Linked DNA regions of Homo sapiens: region 2 is linked to region 1. Evidence: chromatin loops called from intact Hi-C (ENCODE). Cell type or tissue: endothelial cell of umbilical vein. All regions are shown on one strand.

Region 1 (8,000 bases):
TTAATTCATAACATCTGACTTCCTAGCGGTCAGGTGTTTGAGCAGAGCTTCCTGACCTGGCTGAGCTGGTCAGAATCACTTGGGACGAAACTTACACAGCCAGTCCTATCAGATTCGGAGAAGGCAGGAATCTGTATTTTTAGCAAGGTCTCCAGGGGATTCTGACACAGATAAATCCAGAATTGGGAATCTGCCTGTCAGACCTATTTGGAGGCAATGCCTTTTCTTCACATTCTCCCTCTTTCTCAGCCTAAGTCCTAAAAAATACAGGCAACAAGTAAATAAAGACAGTTTTCAAGATATTCATGGAATGACTTTTTTTTTTTTACATTTTTTTTAACTAGTTAGGACAAAAACATTACAATGATTGACTTCTTTCATTTAGTTACATAAATAAAATTTTTATAAATATCTCTTTATAAACAATATAAATAGCTTTACAACATAAATACATTTATGCATGACATGAATTTACAAACAGCAATGTTTTACAGCTGGTTCTGTCAGTCTCTTAAAAACTGTCCCTTGTCATCAAGTCGGTGTAGGTGTGTGTGTTTCATGTATATAATATATATATAATATATAACTTTTTATTTTTCATTTTAAAAAAACAAATAATAAAATCACAACCCCCTCCCCAAATAATAATAAAACAGCTGGTGTTGTGTATTCCCAGTACCAGGAAAAAAAAAGAAAGAAAGAAAGAAATGTAAAAGCCACATTGCGTTGGAGGTGTTTCCAGATGCTGGAGGCTGATGACCAAAGATGACCTCAGCACAACGGAGCCAGTTCCCGATCCTGAAACACAGAGTGAACACGGGACGCTCAGTTCTGGCCCCTTAGCTGAGAAATCCTAGCAGGCAGGGTGGTTCTAGAACCTTTCCTCCCCTTCTCCCAGCAGCTTGAGGGATGTTCCCCTACCTCCGCCACCCCCCCAACCAGGCCTTCCTGCAGAGGGGAGGAGCCCCCCATTGCGCACTCCCCAGGCCCCTTCTGCTTTGCTGCCCCAGTACAAGTGGAACCAGCGTGTCTGCAACACTCCTTCTTCCCCCAGTCTAACCACAGGCCTTGCCCTTGGCACTCAGGGAAGCGCAGTGAGAGAAAGAGAATGGAAAATCTCCCATCCCTTTTTTGCTACAACGCAAACCCTCAGTCAGTGCTCGCCCGGGGTTCGTGTGTCTGAGTGACCATGGATGGAAGGAGAAGAGAGACATCTCAGGATCAGGAATCCTGGGCTCAAATCTCTACTCTGACGTTGGGTCCCTGGATGACCCTGGATAGCTGGGAGTGTTCACCCATAAAATTGGATAATAGCCACCTCCTAGGGCTGGCTTTCAGATTCAACAGGGAGCCTCGGATCGGGCATCGGCAGTGTCTGGGTCACAGCTGCCACCCAGTAAACAGCACCTCCTTCCCTAGCTGGTTGTGCAGAGGAAAGGGTCTGGGTCCAGGTCCCCTTCAGGAGCAGAGGAAATGGTGTCTCACACCAGCCTTGGGGAAATGCACAGTCATGGGCTCTGAGTGTTGTTAGGGTAAACTCTCTGCTAATGGGTGTGTGGGTGCCCCGGGGCCCAAGGAAGGTGGCCTTCAGGGGCGTTCAGTGCCCTCCCAAAGGACAGCATGCACAGAGGGGACCTGGGCCAGAATGGCTTGATGAACCCTCCCCCACTCCCTTCTCTGGCTCTGCCGTGAGTTTACACAGATGACAGCTGTCTGTGATGTTGCTGGGCCCCAGGGGCAAAGTGTTCATTCAGGTTTCACCTACACCCAGTCTCTGTCATTAGCATTTTACAATGAATACCTAGAACCATCAACCACCATCATTACGGTGGCTTAGAGCCCAGGTCACCCACTGCGTGGAGAAACAGCCACAACCTCAAAGAGTTTTCATTAATGTGAAAAATCTAAGCTGTCTTTCTCTTTACGCCCAGTGATATATCCTGGGCATCGTCACCAGGAGCCTGCAGGAATGATGTTCTGCTCTCTCACTGGGAATGGGGGGCAGTGAGGGTGGGGTTTTTATTTTTCATTTAAAAAATCCCAAATAATAAATCCACACCGCCCTTCCCAAATAATAATAAAACAGCTGGTGTTGGGCGTAAGCCGGTGTTGAAGGTGTCGACGGTAAGTGTTCATCTATGCTAAGAGAGCTGGTAGGAGATTATTGAACCCCCCTGATCAAAGGGGTCGAGAATTCTTAACAATGTGGATTCCTCCTACACAGCATCTTTCACCACCCGTTTGGCCATCACTTGGTGACCACAGACATCCAGGCCCAAGAACAAAGCCCCTGTGGGGATGCGCATTCCAGGTACGAACCAATGGAGAGTCACTAACATTTGCTCAGGTTCTAAAGTTTGAACTTGATGCTTAAATCAAACTGAAAATTTGAGGCCTCAGACTCCGTCTCTTTGTTGTTTAGACAGGAGAGAAGAGAGCAAAGGCATTCCAAGGGTAGCTACTGAAGGCTGGTCCCCAAGTGTCAGAATCATTCTTCTCCCTGTGCAGGGGAGAGTCAAGATCACAGACAACTACAGCCTTTGCAGAACTGGGGAGAGGCCCACAGCCGAGTGAGGTCTGGCTGCAAAGAGAGGAAGGGCACTGGTTAAAACCTCGGGCAGGTGGGAGTGGCCATGGGCCAGGGTGTGCTGGTTTCTCTGGTCATTGACAAATATTTCCACGAGTCTGTTCGGGGTGCAGTGGGTCCTAGAGTGCCTTAGGCCAGCACTTCGCCCTTAAGCTGTTCAATATGGAGAGGTGAATGGGTTCACAAACTGTGAAAAAGTGTTCTGTACTGTAAAAAAGAGACAGTGTGCTGGACAGGCGCTCTTGTTTCCCTCCGGGAGAAGATCCGACACTGACAAGGGTTTCTGGGGAGGAGACAGCAGCTTGCCCGTAGCCTGGGATGGGACAGTCAAGGTGTGGGACAGGCAGTGGCAGCTGCTGAGCTGGAGGCAAGAAAGCGAGAAAGCCAGGTAAGCCTGATCCTAACGCACATGACTGTCAATGTCAGAGGCTGGGATGTTATTCAGTGGGCACGGGCAGGCGGCAGGAATAGAGAGGAGGGAAAGAGGAGAGGTGAGGCTCTCTGCAGCAGTAAATTACCACCACGCGGCACCCGGCAGGGGGTGGCGGTAGGGCAGAGGTTTCCAGCCCTAGTGCGGGGTGAGACCCCACACCAGAAACGGAGCCCAGAGCACCGGTTGGGTCGGGACAGGGTTGGTGAGGGACTCTGGGACGTGTTGAGTTCGAGGCTGGGGCAAATAATATTTACTTTAGTGTCTTTCCTATTCCCTGAAATAGTGCCACAAGCACTGAGATTCACCCCCGAAGCCACCAGGCTGCAGCTGCCTCAGGACCCTGGACAGACCAGTTTGCCCACTGCCTGGGTTTAGAGAAGGGACAGGAATCGGAGTGTCCCAGGCAGAAGGGCGCTCTGACAGTGCCAGCAGAGGGCTACTCTCACTACAGGGGGCATGGTGGCCAGCAGATGATCGATGTCCCCTGGACTTGTGGGTGTAACCTTCCTTCTCTGCTCCCACAAACCCATGATCTCCTCTCAATCCCCCCACCAGCTGGCCAATAGGGGCCAGTGCTGCTAGTTCAGCTACGGTTCAGGGGTGGGTGAGACACCACCAAGCCTGTTTCTGCTTCTCCAGAAGAAGCCAGGTGGGTTCAACCAGGCTGAGCCGTTTCTGACCTTGCCAAAGTTCCCCGATCACGTTATCCTTCGCTTTCTTTGTCTGTAAAGTGGGATAATAAAGGGGGCGGCTGGCAAACGCCTAGCACAACTTGAGCAAAGGCGGCTCGCGCGCCTCCGAAGGCCGGCTGGGCGGCGGGCGGTCCCGGGCCGGGCTGGGGCTGGGCGTCGGGTGGGCCGTACTCACCGCCGCCAGGGGGCGCCGCACTAACATCCCAGGCCGCTCATGGAGCCGATTCGGTCCAGCTTGAGGCCGAAGCAGCCCTTGGACAAGCCCTTCTTGTTGGCTCCTTTGTATTTGCGCGCGTTGGGGTGCTCTTGCAGAAGGCGAGCCCACGCTGCCCGCGACTTGGTGTCCACGCGCAGGTCCCGGAGCAGTCGCGACCGGTCGCCCTTGAGATTGGCGCCCCCGCCCCCGGGAGCCTTGTCGCCCTTCTTCTGACCGCCGCCCGCAGCCTGCGGCTCGGCCAGCTCCTCTGCCGGCGGGGTTCGCGGGACCTGTCCGAGGAAAGAGCGGGCAGGTGAAGGGACACGCGGCTGCAGCACGGGGGACTCTGATGCTCCAGCCCCACGCGCCCGCCGGCGCGGGGTGTCCCTCCCAAGCCCAGAGCCGCCCCCACCGATGCCGGCCAGCTTGGCCCCGCATCCACCTGCCACGCGGCCGCCTTCGCCGCTCCCTCCGGAAGCCCCCTGCCCTCCCTTTGCTGCTCGCCGGGCAGGCCACACTGGGGTAGGGGGCTGCGCATGGGCCGATGTTCTCCGGAGGCTGGAGAAGTGGACCCCCGAATCCGCGCTTCGAGGGCTCCCCGGCTCTCGCCCACGCGCATCTCGGAGGAGACAGCCGCCTGCCTTCCCTCTCTCCTGGGTCCTGCGCGCCGCATTCTCCAAGCCCCCAGCCTCCCACGCCTCTCCCAGGCTCGGCGTCCCCACGACAGCACCCACCTTCGGCGGCGCCCCGGGCTTGGCTTCGGAGGGCCGGAGGGAGAGCAGCGTGAGCAGCAGGGCGCAGGCCAGCAGCTGGGAGAGATGCATGGTGCCGCTGGGGTCGAGGGGCGCACACGGGCGGCAGCGAGGGCGCGCAGGTCGGCGGGCAGACCAGCAGGGGGATGCGGAGCAGGCTGGCTGGGCTGCAGGGCGAGCAGGGTCCCAGTGCTGCGCGGCGCCGGCTGGGTGCGCTCTGAGCCCGTGACTCTGCTCGCGCCTTTATAATCCAACCTGCCGCTGATGTCATCCTCCCGCCCACCGGGCCGCCCGGGCCAATGACACCACGCACGCGGCCGCGCCGAGGGCCGGGAGGGGGCCGCGGGGGCTCCCCTCCCTTATCCCACCCCGGAGGGATCCCGCGGCTCGGCGGGCTCGCTCCAGGCTGCACTTGGAGCTGCAGAGCTGAGCGCACAGGGGAACTCCATTTGCAGCGAGCGCGCGCCCTGGCCTGCCGAGCATCGGTGCGCCTGGTGCCCTGTGCACCCACTAGGTCCTCATCGCACTCACTCTACCTGGAAGGGATACGTAGCCCTCTTTGCAGGTGCAAAGACAGGCTCAGAGGAATGAAGTCACTTGCCCAAAGTCATACAGGCATAAAGTTGGCGCTGCCCGAAATCCACGCAGCCCTGCTTGTCGCCAAACTCTTCCCTGGGCACCTGACAGCCGCGGGATGGCATTGCAGCTCCGCCTTTCACCTGCCGGTCAGGGCGGGAGCGCAGACCACAGCGACGTCGTTAGGTTGGGGAGGCAGAGGATGGGGTTGGAGGACTGGGGTGGGAGGCGCAGGGAGAGCGGGGTTCGCCTGGGCCGCAGGGGGGAGCGCAAGTCTTCCACACTGGAGAGTGCAGGGGTGTCGCCAGCCTGAGTGTTTGAGCGCAAGGCGGGAACGAGGGGACTGCGAGCGCGGAACCAAGATATTCATGCTCATGCGTGTGCTCCGCGGCATCGTATGCTCGCCAGTTACTGCTCTAGGTTCACGTTCAGCCGGTTTCGGCCACACAGAACGTCCCGGGGTCTGACTCCGCTGGTGAACTCCCTCTGTGGGAACAATGCGCACCTGACCTTGCCTGCACCCACGCGAGGATCCGCTGCTGGGGGAAGCCCGCTCCAGTATCCTGTGCACTTTCACAGGCTGGGGAGAGAGCTTCCTAGCCAGCGGCCCAGTCCAGCCTCTGCCAGCCGTGACAGGTGGTCAACTTCCCGTTTTTGACTGTAGAGAGGTCCCCGTGGCTCTCGGGACATGGCCACATATCCCTACCACTCACGAACTTGCTCTCCTTGCACTGGGCTTCTCGGTCCCTTGGACACTAAGGAGTGTGGTGGGCATTTGGGCACTGCGGTGTGGGCCGCAGAGGCGGAGAGCCCAGATCCCCCGAATTGATTGAAGAGCAGGAATCTATGACTGGCTGCTGCTGAGCAGGACGCAGGCTGGAGAGAGAACAAATGTTGCCGCAGGAGTGCAGTGGCTGTCCCCAGGCGTGAAGGCGATTCTGGGGAGACAGTAGCCCAGACGAGATTTTCCAGGGAGAGGAAGCTGTGCCTGAGGCAGGAAGGCAACTGGAGTGAAGAGGGGCTTGGAGAACCAGGTTCCCTCCAAGCCTCCCTCTTCCCTCCGTGGTAGTGAGCCTGGTCCCAGAGCTGCTAAGGCGGCCGCATCATGGTCTGCTCTGTCGGCACCTTTCTCAGGCTACCCCTTCCCACTCTCATACCCTGACTCACAACATTGGAGCAACCACTACACAGGTCACTTTGCTTAGGAAACAGCTAACACCTGAGGTCTGAGTTTGGGGCAGCAAAGTTTCCTGATCTCCAGGAAGATCCAGACATCAACAGGGCACCTTCTGTGGATTCTGGTGAATTGAGTCACCACCTCCACGCAGCCCCCCAATTCCTCTCCGTGCTAACACCCATAGAGTGGCACCACTCTTTCATTTGAGGAGAAAGGAAGAGGAACTAGAAAGCAGTATAGGGAGGGGTATCCAGGTGGGCTGTGAAAGTTCCCTCTGCTTTTTGCCTGCTGTGCAAAGAAGGATGTTACCATCTGGAACTTCTCTGACACTTGCTTTCTTTATACCTGTTTAAAGAGTCAGGCAGAGCCACACAGACTGACTCTAGAGTCAAGCACTGGGCTGGTTTCCAGGGGCCAGCAGTACATCCTCTAAAGCCCCTTATTAAGGAAATCTTCCGCTGTTCATGGCTACTTCCTTCTGTCTGAACGTCCTTAGGTTGGTCCTTCCTGTCTTCTGTGTTCCTAGACACATTCGCGTCCAGGTGATTGACTATCTAGGTCTCCTCTCTGTTTGAACTTTGAGGCTAAATTAATAAAACTGACACCCCCAACCTACTGTGGCAGAGCCGATTCCCTGGACTCACCTTCCCATCTTTGGAAGGGAAATCTGGTGAGCTGCCACTCCTGACCACTGGGCGGTGGTCATCTGCAGAGGGAGGCTTCCCGGGGGGCAGGCTGTGGAGCAGCTTCTGCTTAGCTGGGGCCTGGGAGGCAGGGTGGGTAAGAGTCAGAGGCCTGGGCAGGAGGGGCCACCGGGAGGTGTGCCATCAGCACATAACTGCCTTGGAGATGAAGGTTTCCCCTCTCCCTTTGCTTTCCTTGCCTGGGGAGCTGCAGAGGACGCCCACTCTTCCTCCTGAGCCTAGATTTGGAACTCAGGTCCCTTTTTGTTGCTTTTCCCTTACGAAGTCTGCTTCTTCTGCCCCAGGCCCCAGGGGCATGGCCTGGGAAAGTTGAACTCACTGAGCAGCTGAATATGAGCTATTCAAGTCATTTTATTGACTGCTCAATTTTAAATTTCCTCCTAACGGCAAAAGAGGGAGAAAAGGCCCCAAGGCCGCGGTAATTCTGTAAGGAATCATGTCGTTCTCACTGATCTCGCTGATCTCCCGGTATCTACTGAGCATCCCTGAAGCCTGCAGGGTTCCATCCAGCCGGGAAGAACCCCCTAGCAGACAGACATGAGCTTTGTAGGCTGAAAAGGACAATGACAGGGAAGGGGACAGGTCAGGCTGAGGCCACCCAAGGAGGGCTCCTCCTCCAGCCTGGACTAGCAGGGTGGGCTTCCTGGAGAAGGAAAAGTCTGTGCTGAGCCTGGAAACACAGGAAGAGAAGGGAAGAGAAGAGGAAAACCTCGACAGAAAACCAGGCTAACAGTGGAATGTACTAGAGTCAGGCCTAGAGGGGTGCTGTTTGAGAAAAACCAAATGAGAGGCCTCACCAAAGGGCAACACAGAGGGCAGGGGAGGCCGATGAGACTGCAGAACCCCATGTGCCCAGACCTCGGGAGGGTGGAGTGCTTCAGGC
Region 2 (8,000 bases), 370 kb after region 1:
TGCAGTCGTCCTGCTTGGTGGCGTGGGGGAGGGAGAGTTTACAAGGTTATCTCTTACAACAAACCCCATCGAACATTGAGAATTATTTTTCTTAGCACCTAAAAGCAGCTTCTCACTTAAGGCTTGATATTGGAAATATTCAGTGTTACAACAGTGGACAGCGTTTGCATTTTGGGCAAATGAGGAAAGAGTTTTTTGTTTTTTGTTTTTTTTTTTTGGAGACTTGTCCAGGCCTTGCCCAGTTACTGGCCCGTGTTCTTGCCTCTCTCATGTCTGAGATCGCAGTGGCACCATCTTGGCTCACTGCAACCTCCGCCTCCTGGGTTCAAGCGATTCTCCTGCCTCAGCCTCCCGAGTAGCTGGGATTACAAGTGCCCGCCACCACGCCCAGCTAATTTTTGTATTTTTAGTAGAGATGGGGTTTCACCATGTTGGCCAGGCTGATCTTGAACTCCTGACTTCAGGTGATCCACCTGCCTTGGCCTCCCAAAGTGATGGGATTATAGGCATGAGCCACCGCGCCCAGCCAGGAAAGAGATTTTATAAGGCTATTTCTTAAGACAAAATCTGGTGAAAATAGAGGAACATACTAACCCACCCTTGAGGAAGGCAGGTGCTAGAGAGCCAAGCTCATATGATCTACACACATAACTATCCTCTATCCTAATCTGATTCCAGGATAAAGTGTAGACCATCTCTGAGTGGGTGGAGAGCCTGTCGCTTGGGCTACTTCTGTTTCCCTTCCCTTTGCTGAGTGTTTGACCAGGGCTGTGTAGCTGTGGGAGGCTTCCACAAGGTCTGCAGCTTGGGTAGGACCACTGCTGAGGGCAGGACCACAAGCTTTATTTAGAAAGCAGATAGATAGGTAACAGAATTAGTATATTCTATATGCAAGGAAATCTAGATAGCATCTTTCCCAGGTGCACAACCATCTCTGTGCATTGGAAGGGGTGATATGCAGTTCCTGCAGTCAGCACTGGCACTTTCCTGTGGAAGCAGCTTTGGGTAACTGCATTCCTTCGACAGTAGTTGGCCTGAGGCCCCTGAGCTCTGAGCACAAATGGTTTGATAAGGTGATGTTCTAACGCAGTCATCCTCTTTGGCCATGAAAATCCTCAAAAATTCTCCAGCTTTGATTAGGATGAGCAGATTGGCTGCACTCTCTCTCCAGCTGGCTGCATGTGACACACGCAGACTTGCTCATCATGCTTTGTATTCACTGTTGCATATTGCTCAGGCACGTGAGAGGCAAGAACATGGCCCACTAACTGGGCAGGTCCTGATCGGGAAGCTGCTGAGGTAAAGGTGCTCCTGTTCTGCTAAAGGAGACCCTGGGATCAGGGACGAGCTCTTCCTTGCTGGGCTCACCCAGTAATACAGGTCGTGTGGGACAGTGGTGAGCCGAACTCTCCTGCCATAGACGTGCTGGTGAGCAATGGAGTCACCTTCAGAAGAGGAGGCGGCTTGACCTGGGGGCATGAATGCTACCACCAGGCCCTTTTCTCCTGGGACTGGCTCCTTCCTACAGAGCAACCCTCCCTGTGGGTTGACCATAGCTCCAAAGACAGACGTTTTTTCTTCTCAGAAAGTAAAACCTCAGCATTGAAGAATCCTTGTCCTGTCATTTTTAACCTTAATGAGAACAGAGCAAGCCTCTGGAACAAGGTGCAGCGCAGTCAGGAGAAGTGGCTTTAAGTGAAAACACAGCTGTGGGGTTTACAGACGGCGCTGCAGGGAGGCATCATCCAATGGGAGCGGCCAGCCTCGCTATAGACTTTCCAACACTAATGAATCGGGAACTCCATGCTGAATAGGGTTTAGTTTGATGGGTCCCTGTGCCAGCAGAAGGATGTATTTTTCTTGAAAGACCAAGGTGCCAGAAATCTCCATGATTACGTTACTGGAGAAAGGTTCTTTTTTGTGGTTTGTGAAGTTGAGCGTCAGGACTGCAGGATTCTCTTGCTCTTTCTCACTCTTATTTTTTCCAGGTCAGAACCAGAGCTTGGGGTGGGGAGGAAAATCCTGCTGAATGAGCAAGTTCTTTCTTAAAAAGCTCTCTCCAAGTCCAAAAAGACTTCAGTGGACTTAGGAGAAAGAAATTTAATACATTGCCATAGAATCGTCATTAACCAAGTTAAAGCAAAGTCCACAGCATCTTTGTCTTATAAAAGAAAGCAAAAAGGAGATGGAAAAAAAGAAATTATACTTAGGAAATCCAAACCAAACAGTGAACACTAAAGAAGAAAAACTCAAGATCATCTCTGAAAATGTGATTTTCTTCTAATCAGATTTTTCTATTAAAAACCAAGGCTGCAGGTAGAAGTAACTTTTCTGATCTTTTAAATTCTGCCATAAATGGCATAGCTGAAATGTTTGAACTGTGCTAGGATTTACCACTTTCAGCTTAAGGAAGAGTTGGACACCCTGTAAGACCCAGTGGACTATGAGGGGAAGAGTCAACCGTGGAGAGGCTGGAGGCTTCCCAGGCCGGCCTTGACCTGTGTTTGAACCTTGGTCCTAATAACTAGCAGATTGAAGCAAATTCACAGGCCTCCTGGAGAACCCATGTTGGTTTGAACTGGAGCAATCCTGGCCAAATAACTCACACTGTGCTCTTACCAGTGACCTCCCTCATTACACCCCTGTGAGGGGAGCTCTGAGCTAGCATCCTAGGTTCCCCTGCTCATTCATGGAGTAGTCTGCAGAGAAAGCTGAATGGCTCTGTCCTGCTGGGGCTGTAAGTACCTTCCAGGAGACGGGCAGAGAGAGACTTGGTTGTCCATGAGAGGTCATCTTGGAGGTATTGCGAACAAAACAGGGAATTCCTAAACTTTTAAACTCATTTTTTTGCCCTTCCAAGGTCAGGCCAGGACTTTTCCAAAGCCTCGAAACCTCTGATGTGGCGTCTTCCCTAACTGATGGAGTTTAGTGCCTAGTGGCCCTTGCATGACGTTCTCCAAGTATGGCTGTTTGACAAAGCTGCCTGTGTGCCTGGGCCAGCCAAAGATCTACCTGTTCAGTAGCCCAGAGGGACCCCTGGCATGCTTGCCTAGCCACACTTTCCTGTCTTGTCTCGTCACGCTTCTGGTTATTCTTATGAATGTAGCCTGGCCCACTGTCTTCACCAGGCTGGGATCCAAAATAAGGTCACATATCTTTTAATAGTTACATTAAAAGACTCAGTGGACACCCCTCCTTCTGCTTACCTAGGACATTGTTTCTGCCCCTAAGTTCTCCCTAAAGTGCCATCCCCAAGCAGCAATAATCTGAGCAGCCTGAGGAAGCTGTACATAGTCCTCAGTCACTCATTCTTGTTACCCACCTGTTGCCATCTGCTGGGAGGGTCGCCTTGCTGTCTCCATTGTCATCCTACCCAGAAAGCTCAGACGGGCGGAAGGAGGGCCTCTCAAAGGCCCAACAACCCCAACAGGGCCTGCATCCCATGTTCCCACAGAGTCTGGGGAAGATTCTCCTCTCCCAAGGGTCCTAGTCCCTTCAACTCATCCAGGCTCCTAGAGCTCACCCACGCGATTCTCTTAAGGCCAGTTTCCTGGGGGCCCCACCCTAGAGCAGGAGGCCTAGGTCCAAAGGGGACCCAGTGGTAGTCTCATGCTCTGGCCGCCTGGAGCCTGCCCTCCTGTGTGACCTCAGCCTGAGCCCCTGAAAGGAGAAGGCTCTCCCATTTTCTGCCCTGGGGAGACTGCCCTTTCCTTGTTGGGATGAAAGCCTTGCCTCTAACTGAACCCTTTTGAAGGCTTCCGCCCTCTGCTGGTGGAAGCTGACAGAGCAACCTTGTTGTTGCCTCTTGGGTCCTTCACTTCCTTCCCTCTTCACTCAATACCAGGACCGTTGTGCAGTTGGAAACTGTCCACCCAGGGAAGCCTGTTCCTGGGGAAAGGATTGGGTAGTGGTGAGCTCTCCTGCTTGACATGGCAGCTGCCTCTGGAGAGAGAAAGACCTTGTGAAGTCTGAGTGGCTGCCATTCTTGCAGGCTGACTTCCCAAGCTGAGCTGCTCTGTGGGTGGTCCCTGCAGGTGGTGATTAGGGCCAGAGCGCTGCTGCTGCCTGGTTCCTTGCCGTGCCTGATAGCTAGGAAGTATCTAGTGAGCATTGTTGAGGGAAGGAGCTTGTGCCTCTTGAGGGTGCTGACAAGATGGCAACACCTGAACACTGAGAGTGTCTGAGCCACAGCTGGTCATCTGGTGGCAATTACTGAGCAGGAGGCAGACGTGAGGCAGAATTTATTTACTGAAGAAAAAGAAATTATTTTGAAGGAATGACATTGGACACCTGCTGTGACAGTGATAAGGACACCGATTGCCCAGGAGACCTGGTGAAGCCACCCTTGGATTCTCTGGGGGAAATACCTCTGGCATTCCAGCGAAGGGGAAAACAAAAGATCAGGGCCACTTTGACAGAGGAGGGACAGGCAGGAAGGGCTCCCCTGGAAGCAGGTGGAGCATGAGGAAGGGCACAGAGGCCTAAGAGAGCCTGGTCTGCTCTGAACCCCTCAGGGAAGTGGACCGCGTCGGGGAGTGCATGGAGCTCTGCAGGAGCTGGAGAGTGACCCTTCCCTGTCCTGTAAGACTCCTTCTGTCTGTCCTGAGGGCCTCCCTGGCTGGCACACCCTCCCGAGCACAGGCCCACCTCTTTCCATTGCTCTGTTACTGTCCATATTTGTTCATGTGAACAACCAACCTTCAGCGAGCCTGGGCTGTGTTGAATTCACTTTCATATCTCCAAAAGCAGGAAGCCGTCAAAGGTACTAAAGAGGGAAGTGTTACCAGGTTTATGCTTCAGGAAAATAACAGCTATGTTCTAGAGAGCGGATTAGGAGAACATAGCCAAGGGAGTAGGAAGATACATTGTGTGTCAGTGTCCTTAGGAGAAGCATGAGCACAAATTACACAAGGGCAGTAGAGGGCCCGGAGGTGGCAGGGACCAGGCCTGCCTCCACCAAGGCACTGGCTGCCCACTTTGTCAGTCTTTGGAGTCTGTGTCCTCCATGATTTGGCTCCCTTCTCAGGCTGGTGGCAAGCTGGTTGCAGCAGTTCTGGCCCGCATGACCAGAAGCACTCAACAAGCATCCCCTCGTACCTCATTGGCCTCGGTTGGGTCACACATCCATTCCTGAACCAGTTTCTAGGGCCAGGAAATGCCATGCCCTGATTGGCTTAGGTTTCTTACCTCAGAGCTGTCACGTCCAGCCCTGGAGCTAGAGGTTGGGTCTGCTTCCCCCCGGACCCCCTAGAATGGGGAGCAGGACAGGGGAATGAATAGCTGAGTGAAAGTAGGCCATCCTTAGCAAGGAGGAAATGCCTGCTAGCTATGCATCCGTGTTTGCTACAGGAACCAGATGGACCCATTCATTCATCTTTTGAACCTTGTACATGGTAAGCACCTACACACCAGTAGGGACATACTTTGTGGAAACAGCATACCATCATCCTGGGTGAATTTCAGTCCTCATGAAGGATCCCCTACCCTTATCCCTACCCAGACCCTTGGCTCTCCATTCCTTGACTTCTTTTTGGATCTTGTTTTTGACCAGCCATCTCCAAGGTCAGACACACAGCCTGCTCTCTGACCATGGCCTCAGCCCCTTCAACTCCCTTATCCAGTGACTCCCACACTCCTCTCCTTGACCTCTCAGACACTACACCCAGTGATTAGCAACATGGACCATACTTCAGCTGTGCCACTTACTTGGTAATTTGGGCCAAATACTTAATAAACTCTCCTGTAACATAGAGGTAGGAACCGGCTTTGCAGGGCTCTTGCGAGGATTAAATAAGATCAGCGTGAGAGATGCTTAGGACAGAGGACGTGCTTAATAAATATTAGCTCCATTCCAGACATCTGTCACCCAGCCGCTTCCTTCTGTTTTCTTCCCATCAGCCTCTTTCCCATTTATTTCCTTCCTGTTCCCCCGTAGGTCTCCTGGTCCATATGCTGCCGTATTGTATCTCCACTCCCTTACCCCCTTATTCTTCCCTCATACCTTCCTGGCAGATATTCAGCTTGGACCAACCTAACTTTCTTCACACTAATGTCTAAGTTGCTAGAAAAAAATTAACAGTGGGACAGATGCTTGCTACAGTAACTTCAGATCCTGTGGCCTCCGAATACTCCCTGGCAATACTCCCTGGCAATCCTTATGCTCTGCCCAGGTCAACTGTTTTTCCTATTCTCCAAAGGAGCAATTTCAAACCTTCATCACTTTCCTCAAACTCCTTCCCCCATCACACTCCCCATTCTTTGCAGATAATTTGTGTCCTAATTTTCAGGAAAGAACCTAAAAAATCATACTAGGACATTCTAAATCCCCCCTGCCCAATCCACAGATCTTACTGTTATCGCTGCCCATCTTCCTTCCTCTTGCAGCCAAGAAAGGGGTTCCACTTTTGTGTTGGATCCAATCCCTTGTCATCTCAGAGACCTTGAATCTGCAGTTCTCTCTGTCTCTCTTAATGTCTTCTACTCCACCATCCATAGTGCCTTCTTCCTGTCAGCATTGAAACAAGTCTCTGTCATCTTTAAATATACTCCCTTCAAACACCTTCAGTACACTCTCACATCCTCTCATCCTTTCCCATTCCATTTCATGAATCTTGCCTCTTCCCTAGCACTGTCTAATTTGCTAAAAGAGTTGTATTCACTCATGATTGCCATTTCCTGGCTTTCTATTCGTTTTTCAACCTGTCACCCCGATCTCTGCCCCCAGCACTCCCTGCAAGAGTCTTTTCTGATAGATCCAAAGGATTCCTTGTTTGGGAATGTTCTCTGTTACTTGACCTCTTAGAAGGATTTAACGCTGCTGACTATGCCCTCCTTGAGGCATGTTCTCTCTTTGGCTTCTATAATGTCAGAACTCAGAACTCCATAGCCACTCCCCAGTTTCTGTTGTCCAGCTCTTAAATACAGGTGTTTCTCAGGATTCTATCCAGGGCTCTCTTATCCCTTCAGGTTACAATCTTGCTTATAAACTTCAGAACTGTATGTTCAGCAGCCTACTGGCCATCTCCACTAGATGCCTCCCAGGTATGTTAGAATCCGCAATCTCAGATTGAACTCAAACTCTTCTCCCAAACCTGTTTTTCTTCCTTGTCAGGGTGAGTAGCAATAGCATCTGCCCTGCAGCCTGAGCCAGAGAATCCTGAACACTTGTTGACTCTTCCCTCTCTCACTGACTTTATCTCCAGACCATCACCAAGTCCTGTAATGCTGGTGAGGTGAAAGGAGCATGGATTTTGGTTAAAATTCCAGTTCTAATTGTGGTTTGCTCAAACTACTTAATCTTTCTCAGCCTCAAGTTCCTCATCTGTTTAAAGGAAATAGCAATACCTAATTTAAGTGGTTTTTGTCAGGATAAAGGAAAGCCTTTACTTGGTAGGTGATATGGTTTGGCTCTGTGTCCCCACTCAAATCTCACCTTGAATTTTAGTAATCCCTCATGTTGTGGGAGGGACCCAGTGGGAAGTAATTGAATTATGGGGGTGGGCTTTCCCTGTGCTGTTCTCGTGGTAGTGAATAAGCCTCACAGGATCTGATGGTTTTGTAAATGGGAGTTTCCCTGCACAAGCCCTCTTGCCTCTCGCCACGTAAGACTTGCCTTTGCTTCTCCTTTGCCTTCCACCATGATTGTGAGGCCTCCCCAGCCATGTGGAACTGTGAGTCCATTAAACCTCTTTCCTTTATAAATTACCCAGTCTCAGGTATGTATTTATTAGCAGTGTGAGAACAGACTAATACAGTAGGCATTCAATAAATGTGAGTCCTCCATTTAGTAAACATGACTGCTCTTCTGTTCCAGTCCTCTCTCTCCCCTACCCTATCACCACCTCTGCTGACTTGCCTTATTGTTGAGTTGGTGTGAACATAGTTTCCTGACTTTGAGACTCCCCCTGCAATTAGATTTCCCATAGTTCCTTCATGACTAAGGACTAAGTGCTGGTCACCACAGCATTGTGTGGGGTCTGGGAGGCAGATGCCAGATGTTA

The links. A loop is a pair of places that touch in the nucleus more often than their neighbours do. Peaks named below come from ENCODE experiments on the same cell type or tissue, not always from the same donor. Only the 100,000 strongest peaks of a DNase experiment are listed, where the experiment ranks them.
Region 2: it touches region 1 in a loop (13-fold over the local background); 6 of 110 quality-filtered maps call a loop at or near these places.

Annotation. Positions count from the first base shown.
Region 1 is chr2:231,921,518-231,929,517 of GRCh38, forward strand. It overlaps NPPC (natriuretic peptide C), which reads right to left and starts at 4,879. Exons shown (of 3, transcript NM_024409.4): 1 at 4,643-4,879; 2 at 3,888-4,198; 3 at 292-798. The coding sequence starts at 4,732. The coding sequence ends at 3,908. RefSeq lists silencers at 3,773-3,862, 3,943-3,992, 4,948-5,167 and an enhancer at 5,569-6,223. In endothelial cell of umbilical vein, CTCF peaks have their summits at 3,896 (motif pointing right) and 4,812 (motif pointing right); DNase peaks (open chromatin) are centred at 3,934, 4,874 and 5,094; H3K4me3 peaks cover 1,379 bases; H3K27me3 peaks cover 3,919 bases.
Region 2 is chr2:232,289,045-232,297,044 of GRCh38, forward strand. All of the region lies in intron 13 of DIS3L2 (DIS3 like 3'-5' exoribonuclease 2), which reads left to right. Among named protein-coding and RNA genes, the nearest start is that of ALPP, 86 kb to the right of the region's middle. RefSeq lists enhancers at 3,065-3,788, 3,789-4,510 and a silencer at 3,690-3,779. In endothelial cell of umbilical vein, a CTCF peak has its summit at 3,779 (motif pointing left); a DNase peak (open chromatin) is centred at 3,767.